2 separate regions of the Mus musculus genome follow, and region 1 is linked to region 2. A link is a loop called in an ENCODE intact Hi-C map of the cell type or tissue named here. Cell type or tissue: left cerebral cortex. All regions are shown on one strand. Each heading gives the region's core, and the rest is flanking DNA. Links, peaks and the distances in the headings are about the cores only. Region 1 holds the start of Sh2d7 (SH2 domain containing 7). Region 2 holds the start of Gm39341 (a long non-coding RNA gene).

The links. Peaks named below come from ENCODE experiments on the same cell type or tissue, not always from the same donor. Only the 100,000 strongest peaks of a DNase experiment are listed, where the experiment ranks them.
Region 1: it touches region 2 in a loop (2.3-fold over the local background); 6 of 42 quality-filtered maps call a loop at or near these places.

What each region holds. Positions count from the first base shown.
Region 1 is chr9:54,524,998-54,536,255 of GRCm38, forward strand. Sh2d7 (SH2 domain containing 7) reads left to right here and starts at 9,126. Exons shown (of 6, transcript NM_173778.4): 1 at 9,126-9,324; 2 at 10,612-10,701. The coding sequence starts at 9,149. In left cerebral cortex, for the core only: a CTCF peak has its summit at 2,876 (motif pointing right); DNase peaks (open chromatin) are centred at 2,886, 6,077, 6,653 and 9,196; H3K27ac peaks cover 361 bases.
Region 2 is chr9:54,670,668-54,681,925 of GRCm38, forward strand. It overlaps Gm39341 (a long non-coding RNA gene), which reads right to left and starts at 6,535. Exons shown (of 3, transcript XR_870774.2): 1 at 6,380-6,535; 2 at 2,193-2,249. In left cerebral cortex, for the core only: CTCF peaks have their summits at 6,013 (motif pointing left) and 6,223; DNase peaks (open chromatin) are centred at 6,043 and 6,203; H3K4me3 peaks cover 424 bases.

The DNA.
Region 1 (11,258 bases), core at 1,471-9,470, 150 kb before region 2:
AGGACACAATTTATATTAATTAAAAAAGGAATATATTTATCAGGGCCTAACAAGAATTCACTGAAAACAATTGCCAAACTCACTTGAATAATATACTTCTTAGTAGCATAAAATAATACAATTAACAACATTCAGTGAAAATTTTGACCAAAATCCCTACAAGATTAAAACCCCAACACATATATACTGCCATGATCCTCTACAAAAGCCTCAGGCCCCATAATAGAACTAGTATTGTTGAAAAACTCACTGTAGCCTAGCCAACCAGAACTCCATTTCATGCCCACTAAGCTCACAAGAAGCTAATGATTAAAGCAGGCAGTTTTGTGTGTTAATAATTCAGTCTTGAAAAGTATTTTACACATAGAAAATAGCACACATCTTCAGTGTTTAGCCTGGATTTTGGAAGGGGGTTGGTTTTTCAAGACAAGGTCTCTCTATGTAGCTCCAGCTTTCCTGGAACCCACTCTTGTAGACCAGGATGCCTTGGAATTCACAGAGATCTGCCTACCTCTGCCTTCTGAGTGCTAGGATTAAGGTGTGTGTACCACCACCACCCGGCTCAGCCTGGAAATTTTTGACACATGTATCTACTGATGTAATATTCACATGGATTATTTCCCTGAGTCCAGAAATCTTCCTCATCCCCTTTTCTAGTCAACATCTCTACCTCCCAGACACATCTCTATTCTGATTTCCACCACTTTGGATCAGCTCTGTCTTACATGAGATTACATACTACTTTATAACCAACTCCACATAATCTACCCATGTCACTGCATCTGTCAGAAGGGCCTTTAAACTGGTCAACAATACTCCTTTGTGTATATATAGTACCTTATATATTTGATAGGCATGGGAACAAAACACCATGTTATTAATTTTCCATGAGAAATACAATAGGCTGGTGGCCAACCTGTCCTCTACTAGTCATTCGTTACATAGAAAGCCTGACTCTTGAGAAAGAGTCTGGGATCTGAACAAAAGGAATTTGTTGGATGATGTAAATATCTAACTCTTAACCAAGGTGTTCTATCAAGAAACTTGACATTAGATACATGAGACTGACATTTCCTTGGGGATTGTTTTAACGCTGAGTACAGTTACATTTAATAGCCTGGGACTGAAATGTCCTTCGTCACATGTTAATATTAACATTGGGCATTTCTCTCTTCCAAGATGCTCTGCATATTGTAGCTTTTGGTTTTGTTAAATGATTTGAATTTCCCCCTTCCTTCTATCTTCAGGTCTGTTTATCTGTCTGCTTGAGACAGGGTCACCTGTAGCCCAGGCTGGCCTCCAACTCACTATGTAGCTGAGGATGGTCTTGAACTCCGGATCCTCCCACATCTGCCTCTCAATTTCTGACATTGCATGTACGCACACTCATGCCCAATAATCTCCAAGCCTTGCTTGAAGGACTTGATAGTCCTCTGGTTTAAGGGATTTCACATGAGATCTAGTCCACAAGTCTGGGCTTACTTGGAAGAGAGCCCCAGGAGTCAGTCCTCATTTATGCTTCAGTACTCAAGGTCTGTGCAAAGACCCAGAGTTTTAATTCTAAAATCTGTAGACGGTCAGAATAGCTCATGCGGCAGATGACCAATTCAAAGTAATTTGGACAAACTGAAGCACAGAAGCAAACCAACATATAAAAGATTAGGTAAGACAATTTTAAGTTAATCAAAAGTGCAGTTTGGGTCTGAGGCTAGATTTCAGCTGCTAGAGTATTGGCCTAGCATATCTGAAGCCCTGAGTTCTACTCACAGTACCTGATGAGCTGGGGATGCTCACACTGCCTGCAATCCCAGAACTCAAGAGGTGGAGGTAGGAGGATCAGGAGTTCAAGGTTCAAATACATAGCAAATTCTAGACCAGTTTGGATTCCATGAGACCCTTTCCTAAGGAAAAAAAAATAAGATTTTGGAATAATCTGGTTGACTAAAATAGTTATTTATATCAAAAAAAAGAGAAGAGCTACTTTAATCATTTGCATTATTCTGAACTTATTGAAGTTCCTACGTAATAATTTTGAATTCTGGCCACCACAATTTAAGACATTTTCCACTAAATGAGTTTACTATATCGTGACATCACTAATTTATTCATCCCACAGATATGAGACTATTTACTTTGTGCAGGAGCTATCATACAGATGGTGGTTCTTTACCCAGACATCCTCATCCGTGTGATAGTGTCTCAGACGAAGAGAGCACTCACACACAGGAGGATCTGGGATAACCCTTCAAGTGGGCAGAGCCTGAGGCTGAAGCTATGGTTCTGCTGTCCAGTATCGCTGTCTCACCCAGCCCACTGTGGCTCTTCAAGGGTAAGCTTCCCAGGGAATCTAGTACAGGGGCTGCATTGCAACTTCTACCACAGACGTACACAGAAGAACAGAGTCACTTCAGAGGACAGGCTGGAGTCCTAGTCCTGCTCAGAGAAGCTCCTTGGTTTGTTTTGCATCTCCTCCCAACAGCCTGCAAGCTCAGTGAACCAATGCTGTGTCTGAGGGTGATCCAACCTCAGGTGCCTTTATGGCCTAGATACAAACCTGCTCGGTTAACTGATCCGAGAGGCCTGGAGTCCCCAGCGTGTCTGCAAGAAGCTGGACTCAAGACAGCACTTGTTAATGTCGTATCTATGTACTGGCGACTGTCGTCGTCTGTTTTCTGCTGCTATAACTGAATACTGAAGACTGGCTGATTTATGAACAATAGCTGCTTATATGACTCATGACTCTGGATGTCAGGAAGTCTAAGTGCTTAGTGCTGGCACCTGTGGAGGGCCTCCTGGTGGCCTGGGGGATATGGTCCAATCTATCATATGGTGAAACAATGCAAATGTAAAAAAAGAAAGAACGAAATCGCTACCATCCACCTGATGGCAGTCTTTCCTAGTGTTTCCTGAATATCCAGGACGATTTCAAGAGTACTTTCCATGGAAATCCAATCCTTTTCTACGGGGACATCCAGCGTCACATGACTGGAAAAAAAAGTAGGCTTGATCCGGGGACTACCAGGTCAGTGCAGCCACTGGGTAATTCTAGATGCTTTCTTTGAGGGATATACGATTTTTCTCACTAAAATATAATCAGCCTATATTTCTTCTTTATCTTTCTTTTCTTTTTTTGAGACAAGATTTAACTCTGGCTTTGACTTCATCATAGTCCTCCTACCTCAGTCTACCAAGCGCTAGAATTACAGGCATGCTACCACAACGCTCAGTTCTGATTCTTTCATGTGCTCAGGGCAGTTTGATTGTTTCGAGATAAGGCTGGTACTCACTACGTAGACTAGGACAGCCTAGAACTCACAAGAGCTCTGCCTTCTAGCATGCCCATAGTGCCCATGCCACCAGACTCATAATGGCATTTGGGTCAACATGTCCATAGACTCCTTGTGACAGTCATCAAAAATAGCATGATGGCCAACATGTCCATACACACCACCCCAATAAGATAGGGCTCAGAAATGTCATGTGGGCAAAGAATTTAATATGTGCCTACTGCTTCTGTGTCAAGCACCGTTCTGGGCACTGTACCTACCACACAGAGAATGGCAGACCCTTCAAAAAGAAAAGGATTGAGGGGGTGAAAAATCAAGTCATCCTTTTTCTAGTCCCCAAGTTCATGGAGCAAGATCGTGCCCTGTCCACAGAACTTCCAGAGGTAAGACAAGGTAGTGCTTATACCTCAGACAAGTGTGTGGCAGGTCCCTTTGTAGTACTGACCAGGAGTCTGGTGGCCAGTAGCACCCAGCAGAGGACACCTGTACTACTCAGGAAAGAAGCAGGAGCCAGGGCTTGTTTTGTCTCCAGTCTTTCTGCTCAGTCAGGTGGCTGGCAAGACACTTTCTCTGAAAAGCTTTGCAGAGACACCTCAGCCTTGCTTCCAAGAGTCACACAGAATGAATGTCTGTAGAAGAGTCTTTTGCCGGGTAGTCTGTCGTAGTCTGTCACTCTCTATTTGGAGAGCAAGACCTTGTGGGATGAGGACCAAGGATAGGGAAGTAATGACAAGGAGACGACATCAAACTCTGGTGACCTGTAATATTCTGAAGCCAAGGTGTAATTCATGTTGCGAGCACATGTAGCCATGCCTCCTGGCCACCGAGCTGTTCATTTGCACCCAAGCCCTATCATGTAGGTATCCTCCTTCCTCCACACGCACGTTGTACACAGATGCACGTGCATATTGCCTCCCTTCTATTATTCTTTGCCTTATTTTGTAAAAAGACTTGTTTGTTTTTATTATATGTGTATGAGCGTTTGCCTGCATATTTGTATATGTACGATGTGCATGCCTGCCTGGTCCACGCAGAGACTGAAAGAGGATGTTAGGTCTCCAGGAGCTAGAGTTGCGAGTGGTTATGAAGCATCATGTGGCTGCTGGGAACTGAGCCTGAGTCCTCTGCAAGAGCAAGAAAGCGCTCTTCATCCATGAGTCATCCCTCCAGCCCCTCCACTTTATTTTCTGAGACAGGGTCTTCCACTGAACTGGGAGCTCATCAACTCAGTGACTAGCTGGCTAGTGACTGCCAGAGACCCTCCTGACTCCACCTCCCTGAAACTAGCATTATAAATGCAAGTCACTAGGCCCAGCTTTTTCCATAATAGGGGGGGGGAGGGGGATTCAGATTCAGATCCCTCTGGTTGTACAGCAAGCACTTGACCACTGCACTCCATTTTTATAGACAAAGAAGCTGAGACACAGAGATATCACAGAGCCAGCCAGTGGGAGCTGGAATTCTGAGCCACTGAGCCTGACTCCAGAGACTGCTGCCCCACATATGCTCCATCCTTACATATTTGGGTCCCAGGGGAGAATAGGAGGTGGTCTACTCCACAATATTCTCTCTATCTAGAGCCCACCATCCTGTAAGTGAACATGTAGTGAACTGAATGATGGGATGCAGGCTTCTTTCTAAACAATCTTTTCCTACCCATAATCCTTTACATAGCACCCCTAGCTCTCTCCAAACCTGGGCTTTGCCCCTCCTCAGTCCCATATTTCCTTTGAGTATAAATACAGAGCTCTCCTTATTTGCTTAACTCTCAGAATTGTCACCCCTGGTCCACAACCATCTGGGCTACATCCCTTTTTGTACAAAAAAAGCCTTTGTCTTCTTATGAAAATGATGGGGTCCCGCCCATAACTGTACCCAGCATTAACGGTGGTGGAGTGAGACTTGCCTCATGGAAAAAGAGAGCAGCATATTTCTTTGCATTTGAATACTTCCAGGACCTTGCCTTGGCAGCAAACCAGTTCTGGATTGGCCCCCAGGATGCTCACTCTGTATGGTGCCATGGGTCTCTGGAAAATCTACTGAGTCTTGTGTGCCTCTTGGATATTTTTTAAGTGCACAAAATTGGACTCATAGAGGAACAGTGGAATTAAATTATGTGGAAATAGGGTCACAGGAAAGTATTGGTGAGGTAGCACTGTGTGTTTTCATTGTACTACAGAGTTAGATTCAGCACTGGGTTGAAGTTTTATAATTCTGATATGATAACAAAAATGGTCTGTACATGTATCTGCAGCTGCCGTCGTGAGATAGGAAAATCTCTGTGGTTTCTGGTGGTAATGAGTTAGAGCTGCTGCTGATGTCAGTGGGGTCTGTTGCCTCTGTTTGCCAGGAAAGAGATGCTGAATTTCAATGAAAAGTTAGGAGAAATCAGCACAGAGACTCCCTCCTCCTTGAATGTGCATTCTAGGGAATTATAATCCTTGCCAACTTGGGTTGGAGATTCCAGACCTCATGGTAGCCATGGCTTGTCTGTAATGAAAAGACCAAAAAACAGGTTCAAAAATGATGCCCCCCTTTTGACATTCTCATTGTCAGGGCTGGAAATCAAGGATTTATTTTTTAAAAAAATCAATGTTCTGAGTGGTGACTCTCCAAGAACACTTGCTATGTCGCCATGTGCCTGTCCTTGTGCTGAGAGATGCCCGTGAGAGCTGAGAGCTGTTACCCTGTGCAGATGAGGAAGACTTGGCTGAGGGGCAGAGAGTGATCTTCCATGATCAGATGGCAGGTTTGCCTCATGCTCCCGCCTTCCCTCCCGCTAAACCAAATGCACCCGACACGTGCCCAAACACATTTTCAAAAGATTCTATTTTAAAGCCAGGCATTGTGGTATATACTATAAATTCCAGCACTGGGAAAGCAGAAGCAAGATCTCTGTGAGTTTAAGGCCTATTTAGTGAGTTGCAACCCACCAAGGGCTACATAGAAAGATCCTGTCTAAAAAAAACTTATTCCATACTTAATTGCATGTGTGTGTGTGTGTGTGTGTGTGTGTGTGTGTGTGTGTGTGTGTGTCTGTGTGTGTGTGTCTGTGTGTGTGTGTCTGTGTGTGTCTGTATGTCTGTGTGGGTTTGTGGACATGAGTGCAGGTACCTAAACAGGCCAAAAGATGATATCCCAGATCCCCTGAGGTTACAAGATAGTTGTGAGCTGTTTGATATTGATGCTGGACATGAAATTTAGGCCAGTCCTGAGTCTAACCACTGAGCAATCTTGCCAGTCCCCTTACTTTGTTTCTGAGGCAAGGTCTTGCTGTATGACCCAGGCTGGTTTCAAACTAATCTTTTGAAATGGAGCCTAGGCTCACCTCAAGCTTATAATCCTCTTGCTTCTGCCTGCTTAGTGCTGGGATTACTGCCACACACTCCCCTTAACACATTTTATTTTAGACTTGAGATGACTCATAACAATGCTGTAGTAACAATAGTAGTCTACCAAATGGGGTCAGACTATTCATACTTAAGAATCTTTCTATCATCACCATCACTGGCATCATAATCATCAAAGCAATGGCTAATCCTAATCACGTATTTTATTCCAAATAAAGGAGCTACTGTTCAAAGGAATTAACTCATTTGACCTCTCTAACAACAAGTTGCTATGGTTTGGATGTGGCTTGTGCCCTAAGGAGTTATGTGTTGGAAGCCTCAGCGTGTCAATGTTTGGAGGTGGTGCAACCCTAAAGGGTGGTTAGAAGAAGAATGTCATTGGGGAGTATTGTCCATGGAAGGGATTGACTAATTCAGTTTTATGGGACCCTAGAGAGTTATAAATAGAGTGAGTTATTCTAAAAGAGCTAGCCTGGTCCCAAGTGATGGCTCCTTCTCAGTCATGTCCCCATGATGGCACCCACCACCCTGTGATATAGCTAAGGAGGCCTCTGACAGAGCCCGGAAGGGTAGAGCTACCCAATCTTGGCCTTCTAGCATTTACAACTATGAATTAAATAAATCTTTTTTTCTTTACAAAGTAGCCAGTCTCTGGTATTCCACTGCAGCAATAGAAAATGAACTAATATATGGGTCATATTATCATCCTCATTTCAATGATGAAGACACTGAAGTTAATAAGTTATAATATTTGGTTAAGGGTCAACACAGTTATCAAGCCAGAATCCGAACCATGGAAATGTGGCTGTGACATCTTCCCCTTCTTTTTCCGTAAATGGTTTTAATTGAAGTGGGACATGTAATTAGCAAAGAGCATAAGCTATGCTCCCATGAATTTTCATAGTGAGCACACCCCCCAGATGAGAAAGTGGAAACACACCAGCCCTTGACAGCTCCTCATCTGTTCCTAGAAGTCCATAAACACTGCCCCCCTGCACCACCACAGCCTCTGCTGTCTTAATTTTTAGCATCCTTGATTAGTTCTGCCCTGCTTTGAATGTATGTAAATGATCTTTCATCCTTTACCGCTTTGCTCCTACTCATTATAACGGCCCCGGAGCCAAACAATAGCCTCTAATTCCCAGTGTATGAGGAAACCGAGCTATCTCCAATGGCTCAACAACCTTCTGATACCCTAGGCCAAAATGTGATAGAATTGGGATTCTAACCCATGTCTGGGGGGGGGGGGGGCGGTGCTAATGCTTCTGCCACCTCAGCTTCAGTTTCTGCTGTAGAATGCTGACACCAGGATTGGGAATATTTGTGTGAATAAAGTGTTCTACCGCCTGCCCTAAATGGATGCCAAAATCCTGTCATTGAATTACTTTCCCCATAGTTGGCAACAGTCTTTCCTCACCAGGTACTTGGCTTCCTCCTTCAAAGATCCATGGTCACTCTTGGGCAAGACTGACTACTACCCATGACATGCAGCCAACACACTCTGTCTCCATCTCCCTGCTCCCCGCAGGCTGGGCTCATCTGGTGTGGTGTTACACAAGCAATCACACACATTTATTGTTTATCTACTGCCATTAGTAGTAAGTGCTTCTCTGGGAGTGTGGAGATGACTTGTCAGGTAAAGTGCTTGCTTCACAAGCATGAAGACCTGAATTTGTAGCCTCAGCACCCACATAAAAGCTGGACACACTGAGAGGCGGAGACAGGAATCCCAGGAACTTGCTGGCCAGACAGCCTACCTGAAACAGCAGTTCCAGGTTCAATGAGAGACTCTATCTCAAAAAGTAAGGTGGACACCAATAGAGGAAGACACCCGATATCAACCTCTAATTTCCAGACTTATGCATGGGTAAATACCTGTGTGTGTGTGTGTGTGTGTGTGCGCACGTGAGTGAGCGCTTTCTCTCTTTCTCTCTCATTCTCTCTCTCTCTCTCTCTCTCTCTCTCTCTCTCACACACACACACACACACACACACACACACACACACACACCACACAGAGAGTTGTCTTGTTCCCAGATTTATATGGTACACAGCAGGTACCTGATACAATCTGAAGTAAAAGGTAAAATTAATCAGCATGGAATTTCCCCACCAAAACACAAAAGCCCCAGTGAAGGAAGGATACAGTGAATTTAAATCCAGAGCTCTGTTCACAGGGGCAGTGCTGTGACTGCATCTTATGTCTGCTTTTCCACTGAGGCAAAGACTGGAGGTTGGGAAAAAAGAGGTCACAGGCATCAGCTTTTCTGCTGGCCCAGAGATCATGGAAATCCTGCCTGATCCTTACCAGGCTGCTACGATAGCCTCCTGCTAGTGACTCTAGCAGCCAAAATGCCTGGTCCCAAAGCTTCACACAGGAGAGCCATCTAATAGGACTCCTGTGTGCCACGGGCATTGAGAAGGGTGTGAGCACAGGCAAATGAGCTGCATCACGCATAGATATAAAGGACTGCAGCCATCAGGATTCACATATCATCAGTGCTCACCAGGATGGAGGGCGGCCCAGAGCAGCTCCATCTGGGCAAGGCACTGGAGGAGGCAGGGGGTGGGCGGGCCTTGGCTGAAATCCAAGAGCTGGCTCTGAAGTGGTTCATGGAGACACAGGCCCCCTCTATCCTACAGAATGGAGTTCTGCCCCCCTGGTTTCATGGATTCATCACTCGCAAGTAAGGCTGCCCCTGACCACAAGACCAGCATGATCTGCAGCTCCTCAGGGCTGGGAATATGGCCCAAGGACTCCAGAACCTTGGGCTCCTGACCTTTCCCTCACTAAGCAGGACCCTGGGGTAGAAGGGACAGATTGTAGAAGCTTTTGAAGGCACATATGGAGGGCATTTGCCTAGCGGGATCTTGGGTAGTTGCAGCTGTGGGAAGAACCACAGTGGACTGAGTAGGAGCTAGGCATGTTTAGATGAGTTCTGAGTATCTTGGTGAAAGTTAGAAGACCATGCCATGTGCCAGCACTGGAATGTTATTGTAATTGAGGTAGAAAACTGTCCAGGAAACCTAGACACATGATTATCCTGGCATAGAGGCAAGGATGTGAGACTTGGCATTGTGGTTGAGAGAGATCTTCAAGCTTCCCAAGTACTAGATGGAAAAAGGAATGAGAAACAAAGCCCACCAACCAGGTCCTGACCCAGTGTCTAACACAGCACCGGGGACAGCTTTGCGGACCACACGAGGCTGTGTTCAGGGGACCTGCAGCTGTCTTAATGCTCTGTGTTATGTCTTGATGCCCTTTGTTTGGAAATAAGGGGTCCCATATATTCATTTGGCACAGATCCCTGAAAATTATGAAGGTAGTTCTAGTGATGTAGTGATGTATTTGGTGAGTAAGTGGGTAAGGAATTATATGATCTGTGTTCTTCCAAGCCAAAGGAAAAAAATACTAGAATTTTCCATTGTACCTCAAAAACACTTGGTATCATGTAGAAGGACCCGAAGGGATGGTAGTGATTTTTTTTAAGCTCCTCTTGTAACCAAGCTTGAGACACAACAGCAGCTCTTTGCTACAGACACTCTTATGTAGTGTGCCTCTTGCACAACTACACACTTAGTCCCAAGACAGGGATCCCTACTGATGTGAAAGTTCCTGGTATAGTTCTTTCTATACAGTTATCTGAATAGAGAGCTGGAAGCTGCAGGTTGTGTCTATTGCTCCTGCTGACAAGGCTACATTGCAGGGTGGAAGGTGCCTGTCGCCTGGGGACTCACATTCAACGACAGACTGTCTTTAGTTTGCTCACTTGAGCCAGAACCAACCACAGACTGCACCTTGAAGGCCTCAGAGTCAGTCAAAGAGCTCAGAAGGTTCTCTATCAAGGGCTGAAAATCTGTCTCAATTTAGAACTCTAGGCCACTGTCTGAAAGGATCCTGAAGCAGATCCAATTCAGGCTGCTTGGTTACTGTGAGGGTACAGGTCCCAGTTAATGGTGTGTCCTCTGTCCAGGCAAACAGAGCAGCTACTCAGGGACAAAGCCCTCGGTTCCTTCCTCATCCGCCTCAGTGACCGGGCTGTCGGCTACATCTTGTCTTATAGGTAAGTGGGAAGCCCTCTATGAAGAGACAGGTAGCCTAGGGGTTCCATAACCCAGAACCTGCTGATGAGCACAGAGGTTCAGAAACCCACTATCTGGTTTTCTCTGGGCCCTGACGCCATAGTTCAGTCATCCTCTGCTTGGCCAACCCTTTCAGAGCACCAACACTATCAGCCAGGGATGTTGCTGCAGCCTTCAAAGGGATGAAGGGAGCCAGATGAAACATCTTCCCGGTGGGTGCAGATGAACTCTAAGTCCAGTGGCAGAGGAACAGGCTTGCTAGTGGGAAGAGGGCATGGTTGGGTATAAAGTCTTTCTACTAAGTGGACTGGCATGAGCGTAAGTACAAGATTTTGAGAGTCACAGATCCTTGGGTGCAGCCAGACAAATCTCTGGGAAAAGGATAGCCATAGATGAGAAGTCTGAGAACAAAGAAGGGATCCAGGCAGAGTGCTTAAGGAGGGAGAACTGGAGGCAGTCTGGAGGTGTGAAGGCTGTGACAACCCACAGCATTGGTTGGGTATGAAGATCTTGGGTCTTAGTAATGTAAGGCTATAAG
Region 2 (11,258 bases), core at 1,452-9,451:
AATTTGTCAGATCTAAACTGCTTATTTTTGTCAATGCTGTAGCCCACTTACCCTACTGAGGCACACATCCTACATTTTATTTAGTGGGAGAAACTGGGTCGATAATCAAAGCATCTCTGTGTAGCTCTGCATAGTGCTGACTGATTACTGTGTACTGTGGGTGGCATCTAAGATGCTGAACCGAGAAGAACACTTCCGCAGGTGTCCTATAAACTTTAATGATGCTAACCTTTTCCCGGTTTGCGTTCATTGCTTCTAATTGTATCATGGCTATTTTCTTTCAGCAATGATAATTAAACACACCCTAATACTGTGCACTCCTAGTAATTAAAAGGGACATTTGTCACCAAAGTGGCACATCTGGAAACAAGCATTTAATCTTCAAACTAGTTTTTAAAAATATTTTCTTTTTGTTGGTTGCATTTTGTACAACTTTACAATGTTGTATTTGCTATTCTATAGACGTATTTGCTCTTGATGGTTGTATTTGTGTGTGGATGTATGTGGATGTGTGTGTGGATGTATGTATTTGTACAGGTGTGTGTGAAGGTTAAAGCTAACATTTGGTATCTTTCTCTGTCCTTGCTCTCTGCCTTATTTTTCAAGACAGGGTCTCTTATTAAACCTGGAGCTCACCAATTTAGCTAGATTGGCTGATCAATGAACTCCAGGAGTCTGCCTACCTCTGCTCTACCTAGTGCTAGGATTGCAGACATGCACCTGGCTTCTTGTGGGTGCCAGGGATCTGAACTCTGGTCTTTATGCTTGGGTGGTAAGAACTTTACTGATTAAGCCATCTCCCTAGCCAGGTGAGTACTGCTTTTATACATTAAAAAATTGTGTGTGTGTGTGTGTGTGTGTGTGTGTGTGTGTGTGTGTGTGTGTGTGTGTGTGTTTATGTGGGAGTTGGTTCTTTCCTTCCACTAGGGATAGAACTTAGGTTATCTTGACAGAACTTGCCTTTACGCATTGAGCCATCTTACTGGCCTCTAATTTGTCTCTTGAGTTGCCCTATTGTTGGCATCGGGCTGTGCCTACCCTGTGAGGGCTGCCAGGGTCCACACTTGGACCTTAACAACTTCTGTAACAATTCAAACTGAGGCAGAAACCACGATGTCCAGAAAGTACTGACTAATGCACTAAATACCCCTTGGTGAAGATGAGCAAGTATCTTGTTCCTCTCTCAGGTAAGGCAGCTTGGGAGATGAGGGAGGAAGTAGAAGGGGAGAATGAGCCACACAGATTTCAGGGAGGAGCACTGGAGATGGCAGAGGACTGGAGCGTGTGTTGAGAGTGAAGCCCCTGCCTGCCCCCAGCCATCAGGGCTGGGCTTGACCATCCTGAGTTTCCCACAGGCCAGAGTCATGACTCCTGTGTGACAGGAAGGCCAGAAGGACCTCTTAGAACTCAGATCTGACAGTGCCCTGTTCCTTTGCCAGAACCTTCTAGAAGCTTCCCGAAGCTTCCAGCCTCACAATAAAAGCTGAAGTTCTTACTTGGGCCACAGCCTTCTGTTCTCTGACCTTGGCCTCTACAGCTCAGCTCTCTGGCAACAGTCACACTGGCCCCTTGCTGCTGTGCAAAAGCTACAGGCACACTCTTTCCTCTGGGCCTGTCCACCCTCGCCCACTCACCCATTCACTTCCTCTAATCCCTACGTCAGTGTCAATTCCAAATGAGGCCTTCCCTGAGCACCCATCTGTTGCTGTGCCACCAGCAGCTCCTTTTCTGTTTATTTTCCTCCTTCACCCTGGCCAACAGCATCAGGACATACCGTGTCTTTTTGTCATGTGTCCATTAGCCCCTTGGATGTAAGGGTTTCTGTGGTTCTTACTCTAGCTTCAGTAAGTTTGCCTGATCCTAAATCTCCCTTCCCATGGTTTCAGTTGCATCCCACACCCAGCTCAAATAGATGAAATGGAAAATTCTAGAGTAAAAAATCACTCATATGTTGATTTGTGTTCTGTTCTGAGAGCGACTTGAACACAAGTACAGCAGGGTGTGATGCTCGGCTTGATACTGAGATGGCTAAACTAAGCTGGCAATTGAGCTGGATGTAGGGATAACATATCTGCAGCAAGAGAGACAGGGGTGTCAATGGGATCCCATCGCACTGCTCAGAACAGCTTCTCCGGGATTGATGGAGGAAGACAGTAGAGACGGAGCGGAACACATCAGTCTGTGTAACTCACCTCAGTCCATGACATGGGCACTGTCTCACCCCAGATCTTTCCGGAAACTCTGCAGAACTGTGAGACAGTTTGAGAGAGTTAGACTGTATTTGTATAACATTATGATATACTGCTATAGGTGTTCTACTTTTGTTATTAGTTACTAATCTTTTACTGTGACTAATTCATGAGTTAGAATTAATCATGGGTGCTGATGCATAAGGTATCTATAAGTTTGGTCTAAGACATCTACTTGGGGCCTGCCCTGGCTAGTTTCATGTCAACTTGATACAAGCTACAAATTTTTGGAAAAAGGACTCTCAGTTGAGAAAAATACCCCTACTAGATTGGCCTATGGACAAGGCCATGTTACACTTTCTTGTTGGTGACTGATATGGGAGGGTCCAGTCACTGTAGGGAATCCACCCCTGGGGTGGTTGTCCTGGATCCTGTATGGTGCTTCTGGGTTCTATAAGAAAACAGGCTGAGCAAGCCATGGGGAGAAAGCCAGTAAGCAGAACTCTTCAGCTGCTGGCTCTAGGTTCCAGTTTGAACTCCTGCCTTGGCTTCCTCTAATGGACTGTGATTCACGGTATGTAAGCCAAATACAGCCTTTCTTCCCCTTTGGCCATAGTGCTTTATCACAGCAACAGAAATCCTAAGACAGGGCCTAGGTTCAACCTCAGTGGATAAGGGAGGTAGGTTACAGCACTTTGAAAGAGTGCCTGGTATACAACAGGTACTGCTGTAACACTTGTCAAATGAAGGACCCGTGTCCTTTGAGTGGCAAAATGATGTGGACCAGTGGCTACTGTGGCATCACAAGCTAGTCCATTTAGAAGTGCTGGGAGGTGAGGCAAGGTGCTGCACGCCTTTAATTTCAGGACTTGGGAGGCAGATGCAGGAGGATCTCTGTGAGTTTGAGGCCAGCCTGGTCTACAGATTGACAGCCAGAGAACCCTGTCTTGGGAGAGAGAGAGAGAGAGAGAGAGAGAGAGAGAGAGAGAGAGAGAGAGAGAGAGAGAGAGAGCAAATGAACCACTCAGTGTCTCCCGATAAAACTAGAAATGTGAGGATTCTGCCCTCCACCCCCACCCCCAGATTCCTACGTCAAAAGCGGGATGACTGAGATGAAGCCTCAGTCTGAGGTATAATCACAAACAAGGAAAACAAAACGATTGGAAATATCAAGAAAAACAATTTGTAAATCTGAACCATGACAACTGTAAGGCGATGGAGCCCAGCTGCCTTCAGAGTCAGACAACTGTTGCTTGTGCAACTCAGGGCGTCCAGCCCTGGGCTCGGCTACCTTCCTGATTTTTCCTCTGCCATTGTACATCACTACAAATATGTGTGTGTGTGTGTGTGTGTGTGTGTGTGTGTGTGCGCGCGCGCGCATGCGTGCATGCTCCCATGTGTGGACACACTTGTGTGCTATTGAATGTGGATGCATGTGGAAGCTGAGGTTAAATGTGGGTGTTTTCACTGGTTGGTCTCTACCCCAGTACTGTAGCAGGATCGCTCACAGGATCCAGAACTCACTGATCTGGCTAGTCTTGCTACTCAGCTGACTCCAGGATTCCTCATCTTCTGTTTTAAAGGGCGGGGTTCACGGGCCTATGCTCCTGAACACCCAGCATCTATGTAGGTGCAAGCCATCTGTAGTCCAATCCATCTCCCCATAATTTAATATCTTTATTCACCTCAACTCACTTTTAAAACTTAAAAATGGATTTTAGTTTTATCCTAAGAAAGTTTACCTGTAAAATCACAAACTAAAGGACTTATATCTATATGCACATATGCACATACATATATTTTCTAATACATTGGAATTAATGTGAAACAAATTTTCTTTTTTTAAAGATTTATTTATTATTATATAAGTACACTGTAGTATTATTTATTATTATATAAGTACACTGCAGTATTATTATCTAGGTACACTGCAGCTGTCTTCAGACACACCAGAAGAGAGTGTCAGATCTCATTAAGGATGGTTGTGAGCCACCATGTGGTTGCTGGGATTTGAACTCAGGACCTTCGGAAGAGCAGTCAGTGCTCTTAACCACTGAGCCATCTCTCCAGCCTGAAACAAATTTTCAAATGCTTGTCTACCTCTCCTATAGTTTATTAGAGTGCTTTTGAAATCTATCAGAAAAGTTGGGGGAATGATTTTTTTAAGAATATTTTTCTATTTATTTTTTCACAATTTCATACATGTGTGCATCTCTACACGCATACACACTCACTCATACTCTCTCATACATACCCACTAACACACACACATACACACACTCATACACATTGTTGTGTCTTATAAAACAAGAAAAAGGATCCAGGGCTGTGTTTGGTGGAGGTACAGTATGGTGTGGGAAAGTGGGTGTTTCTGCTGGTCCATGCTGAGGCATCCCTGGATAGTATAGTATAGAATAGAGTTTATTTAGGGCATGGGGAGTAGAGTTGAGGGGGTAGTAGAAAGATGGAGGTGGGGAGGAGGGCAGGAGAGGGGAGGGGAGGGGAGGGGAGGGGAGGGGAGGGGAGGGGAGGAGTAGAGGCCAGCCAGGGACAGAAAGGGTAAGAGAGTAAGAAGAGCAGGAGAGTGAGGAGAGGTCAAGCAGCCCCTTTTATAGCCTGCTGTTGCCAGGTAACTAAGGGGCGGAGCCTACAAGGAACGCTAACACACACTTACATGCATATACACACATACATACACACACACACACACACACACACATGACCCAGGGAGTTCCAGTTAGTGTTGTCCACATGCAGATGGTGTGGGGACATCAACTGAGCATGGACACCCTATACTCAGTGACAAACTCCCAAAGAAAAGTGACTCCCACCCCGGCAGCCATCAACCACCAATAGTGCCTCAGATAGAATAGTGCGTCAGCTAGGGCTGAGGGCTCATGAGTCCCTCCCTCCCACATATTAGGTTTGATCTTGTACAGGTGACCACAGCTACTGTGAGTTCCTCTGACTTTTCCCTTCTTTCTACTCCCTTTTCCTTGCTGTGGGAAAACTTTAACAATAAACAAACAAACAAACAAATGTGTGTGTTACAAATTTCCACAATGACAAAATAAAGGAATGGTTGAGGGGAGGAGGAGGTGGAGATGCTCAAGTATGTTCTCATTACACAGGAATGCTGTTCAGAGGTGGAGTTAGATGCCAGAAAGGTGGGCTGGGAGTGTTAAGTTAGTAAGTACTAGAGGAAAGTGGGGAGGGAGCTTAGTATAGTGACATAAGTCTTTGGGACAAGTGTCTAGCTTGTCTAAGTGACTAGCTCTTTAGATTTTTTAGCAAATAAGCCCAGGCTCTGTAGCTAAGGATGACCTTGAAGGCTATAGATCCTCTTGCTTCTGTCGTGTATTAGGATGATAAACGTGTGCCACTCCCCACCCACTCGCATTTATGCAGTGCGGAGAAACCATACCCTGGAACTGAACCAAGGGCCTGAAGCACCCTACCAACTGAACTGTCTTTAGTCTTTGTCCTTGCTTTTAAAAAAGGTTCTTCTAGGTCTTGGGTGGGAAGGCCATTGCTTTGCACCAGCTTACAAGGAGATATCCACACAGACACCCTGTGTGGCCCAAATTCCGTTTTTCCCTTCCCCGTTTTTATTCTTCTTCCTCTTCTTCCTCTTCTTCCCCCCTCCTCATCTTTTCCTCCCTCTCCTCCTCCCCCACTTCTTATTTTCTTTTTTCAATCTTAAATACTTCACTTGAGGGTCCTTGGCCCGGAAGCCCCCGTTTTACTTCACCACGCAGAAGCATGGCTATTTTGGGTCTCTACTGACCTCTGCTGGCCATAGCCCTTTTGTGCACCAGCCACCTCACCAGCAATGCCCGCCTGCATCGGCCTGGGTGGACTCCTGCGTCCGAAGTACGCAGGGTCTCAACTGTACTCCAGAGCCTCGTCCATGGGCTTCTTTCGTGTTCTCTCGGCCCAGTCGACATGAAATGAGTGGAGTGAATCCCAGGTCAGAAAACCAGTGTCCTCCAGCTCTGGATGAACCTGGAGTTTGCAGAGCCAAAGGTTCTAGGAGGAGTAGGCGAGAGCGCCTCCATCTGGACAGAGCTGTGTCCAGAGCAGAAGGCAAAGTAGGGATTCCAGCTGCTAAGGTGGAGCTGGACCACTGAGGTCCACGTTGGAGAAACAAATCAGAGTGAAAGAGGAAGGAAGCAAAAACAGCTACCCACCTGACTTCAGCGGGAGCGACACCTGCTTTCCCACCAGGAAGGGCCTGGATAGAAGGCTATGCATGCTGTACTCCAGAGAATGGATGACTGGCTTTGTCACAAGGGCCAAGTCACAAACCTTTCCGGTCGCTTTGTCTCATGGTTCCGAGGTGCAGAAATCCTATTGGAAACCAGTTTGGGCAGAAAGGACAACATGATCCACAGATTCCAGACAGTGGTGGGTGAGATTTTCTCTATCCTCTGCCAGATGCCTGCCCCTTCATTTGCTCTGCTTTTCTTCCCATAACTGCTATGCACTTCAGCACAGGGAATGGGGAGGAGACCCAGTATATTCATATTTGTTCATATTCTCTGCCCCGCCCCTTTTCTCAAGGGAATGGACCAAGGTGCAGAGCCAGGACTTGTCCTGACGTCTTATATGCCAAAGAGCTATCTATGTTTTCTCGGGCAGTGCTGGGGAGCTCTAAATGTGGGTCACTGCCACCAGCCTGCTGTCTCCCCCTGCCCCTTTCTGCATCACTGGGCCCTGTACCTGCTCCCCAGGCTTCAGTCAGGAGCTTTGCCTTGGTACTATCTAATAGGAAACCTAAGCCAGCTGTGTAAGTCGGAGGCAGAACTCATGGGGTCACACACACGTTAAGTACACAGAAAACACTGAGAGCGGCCTGCTATTTTTCCATAAAAGTGAGTGTGGTATAACCTAGCCTCTCCTGAGGGCAAGGTGGGAGGGCAGCTCGAGCCCAGGAGGTCCAGGTCAGCCTGGGCAACCTAGAGAGAACTTTTTTCAAAATATCAATCAATCAACCAACCAATCAATCAATCAACGTTGGAAAGATGGCTGCTCTTGCAGAGAACCTGAGTCCAGTTGGTTCCCATGGTGGCTCACAACGTCTACAATTCCAGTTTCAGAGGACCTAGTCTTTCCTACACCAGGGCTGCAAGTTATATGCAGAAATACAGACAGACAGAGCACACACACACACGGTTTTTAGTGATTTCTTTTTTAAAAAAAAAATGTGCATTGGTATTTTGACTGCATGTCTGTCTGTGTTAGATCCCCTGGAACTGGAGTTACATAGCTGTGAGCTGCCATGTGGATTCTGGGAATTGAACCAGGGTCCACTGGAAAAGCCAGTGTTCTTAACCATTGAGTCATCTCTCCAGCATATGTATGTATGTATGTATGTATGTATGTATGTATGTAATATATACATATATACTTTTAAAAAGTGTTTACTACTCTTGCAAAAGACCTGGGTGAAGTTCCCAGTACCCATGTGGCAACTTAAACCACCTGTAACTCCAGTTCAAGGGGATCTGGCCCCTCTTCTAGACTTCACAGGCTCATGTACACATGTGCTATATTATATGTATACTTCTGCAGGATCATACACACAGGCACGTATTTAAAAATAAAAGGTAGAGTTAGTATTTGTTCATATCCTCTGTGGCTTGAGATAGCTTTAGATATCTGGGATTGTGGTAGGTAATTGAGAGAAACATGGAGGACAGGAGGACCTTCTCTAGAGACAGGCAGTCATATTCCTGAGGCTCCCTGTATGCCTATAAGCTGTACCTCGCTTGGCTAGTTGTGTCTGAAATTGGGGGACTTTCCTGAGCCTGGGGAAAGCATTCCAACAGAGGCAGGGGACTGGGAGAAACCACATCTCAGAACCTGTTTCCTTTTTGTGGAGTGGCTACAATAACTGAACAGAGGTCCAGTGGGCACTTCTGTAGGCTCTGAGTGAGAAAGCCAGAGCTGGATTCAGAAAAGAGTTCTTCCAGGCCTATGCATTCAATTTATAGGCAAGAAAACAGAAGGAGGGATGGAGGGATGGAAGAAGGGGAGAAATGGGAAAGAGAAAGCTACTTCTGCCCCAGGCTCCCCAGATCTTGGACAGGCATGCCCACCGGAAGTCTGGCATCTCTCTAGTCTCTGCCAAGGCTGGTGTGTATGAATAAGAACTAGAGAAGGGGTACATAGCAAGAATTAAGAGTCCTGGCAAGTGGTCTGAAAGCCAGGGACCAGAAAGAAGACTGGCACAGCAGTGTTGCTCACTGCGGGTCTAGACACCCAAGCATGGAGAATACACTTCCTCACTCAAATCTCCTGTCTCACTTAATGACAAACTTCTATGAGGAGGAAGAAGAGGCGGGGGGTGGGGGGTCAGGACCCCAGACACCTCACATTGGGGAGAAAGTGATCAGTCAACACCCACACACCTGTTGCCCAGCAGGACTGCCTGCTGCTTCTTGGTATTCCCAAAGGGGACAGAGGAGGGAAGAAATCACACTGGGGTCGACATGCTCAGATCCACAGTAGACACTCATAGCCAAGGCATCATGCGTGCCTTTGCCTATACTGCCAGGAAGCCTTACAGGGTCATCACACCAGTGGAAATGCACTGAGGGAATTGGCTCCTGCTGGAGGTCCATCCAAGCCAGAGATAGATCTAAAATCAGAATGCAGGAAGACTGACCTGTGATCCAGGCCTGGATTCCCCCAGATCAGTCTCTGTGTTGGGTGGAGGGCTGGTGGACGGCTCTACAGTCAGCTATGGATAAGCATTTGTAGCTGTGACAGTGACCAGACATGGACCCTCAAGAAGCCCAGTGGTGAAAGGTCACGGATGGATGAATTGTTCTTTTCTCTAATGTTACCCAGGAGTCTAAGTCAGTCTCATTTTTTCCCATGTAGAATATGATCTTTATGCAGATGCTTTCTTTACTGGGACTCGCCAAGGCGAAATCCAGACTCTGCCCCCTCTCTAAGAGTTCAGTGTACCTGCCTTGGCTGGGCAGGAGTGGAACTAGCCTTGATCAGCCCATTCTGACGCCTTCTGGGACACAGAGAAGCCACCTCATCCGAAGGGTCCTTGCCATCATTTAGGGGTGACATTAGCATCATTTATAGAGAAAGCTCACATTTGAGGTTGTGGAAGGAGATGGTGTGAAGAAGAAGGGTGGGGAGAGCCTAAGAGCTGCTATCTTTGAGGAATGGGCCCCAGTAGACAGGGCAGGTGCCCCGCTGTCTCCTCTCCCATAGCTTCTCATGTTTATTTCCTCCAGGAAGCCCCCCTCAAAGCCCCTGTTCTCACTGGGCTCCTCTTGGAGACACTTCCTTTTACTGCTGTCAGCCAAACTGACATTTCTGCTACTGTTTGGCCTGAGTCATAGGATACAGATCTTGTTGCTGGCTGCAGGGAGTGTACTCAGTTGTGACCATGCCTATATCCTGCCCCCATAAAAATGAGTGGTTGCTATGATGACAATGCCTCCTCCTCCACAGAGGCCATGGAATGAGTGACAATTCCCACTTACAATAAGTAATATATCTGCTGGGGAACCCATGGACATCTGAAGATCTGAGTGAGTAAAGTCTGAAGTGGAAACTTAAAGGATCTTAGGAAAGTCAGTTGGTTGGATGGTGTTTTGTTGGAGCACCCATGAGAAGGAACGTTTCGTTAACGTGGACACAGGTGTGAAAGGCTCAGGCAGACTCGTGAAGGGATGTTCCACTGAAGCAGACACAGGAGAGAGGATGCTCTGCTAAAGCAAGCACATGAATGGACACGTGATGAAGGATTCTTTGCTAACAACACACATGTATTGGTTCACCTTACTTTGCTTAGTTGGGCTACATTTGTTGGGACTCCATAGAGAGAAATGAGAAACGCACCAAAAAACTTCGAGTGGTGTGCTGCAATTTCTCGCTGCTTCCGTGGACTCAGGCTGATTGGATGCAGGTGGTGAGGCAAGACCTGTGCTGAGGCAAGGCACATGGAGGGCACATGATGTTTGGAGGGGGTATAAATAGGACTCCACGGAGTGATGGAGACAGAGCTTGGCTTGCTGGTACAGCTAGCTATACAATGCTTGTGGGTCTTGAGGCTTCGCTGATCTTGGTTTCCTTGAGAGAGGCACAGCCAAGAACTTCTCCTGGTGTCCCTCTGGGTCCCTCCTGCTGACTCGAGCTGAGGCTGAGGCCTGGCTGTCTCTCTAGGTCATGTCATGTCACTGCTGTTGCTAACTCAACTCTACCAAACTGGACCGCTGGTGTATCCATGAGGTGTTTGCGAGTGGATCGAGCTGTTGCTGCTTACTAACTAGTAAACTGAACCACCAATTTCCAGACAACACAGATGGGAGTTGCTCCAAAGAACCTTTCTAAACAGGTCCCCTTCCCCTGTATCCTTTCTTTTTCACGTGTAGGCTACAAGGGAAGTTAAAGAGTTTTAGAACCATCGCTAAAAATAGGATTTGAAATGATTAAAGTTACAGAAGAAGTCCCGCCCATGTGGATTTGTGCTGTCAACAGGGGCAAGGCCACGTCAATGACTGGGCCTCACAGGAGTGGTAAAGCCTTGCCTGGGTAAAGCTCAAGACGGGTGGCCAAGTTTTCCCCTGTGGGGGGGGGGGGGTGTCAAGTGTGAATAAGTGGCCGATGTGTGTTCATCCTGTGGAGTCTTTACAGATGGAGACTGCTCACCAACAGAGATCTACTGAAAGTAACTAGTTTCTGCCCCTGTGGTGTACCTAATAAACACAATGAGGTTGCCAGTAGTGGTAGGTGCCCTCCGTGAGAGCTTGCCTCCCCTCCCCCAACACTGGCCAGCTCTCCTGTTTTGCTTTTATTTTAAAAAAAAATTACTCAAATGTCTCAATTATTTTTCCATTACTGTGACAAAGCGCCATGACCAAGGCCACTTATGAAATGAAGTGTTTCATTAGGCTTAGGATTCCAGAGGGTTAGAGTCCATGATAGTGGGGCACCAGTGCACAGGACAGGGAGTAAAACCTAAGGTGCCAGGAAAGGACCTGGAGTCCCAATGGACACTGTTCAACTAGTCAGGACAGCCTATTGTCTTATGATTTAGAC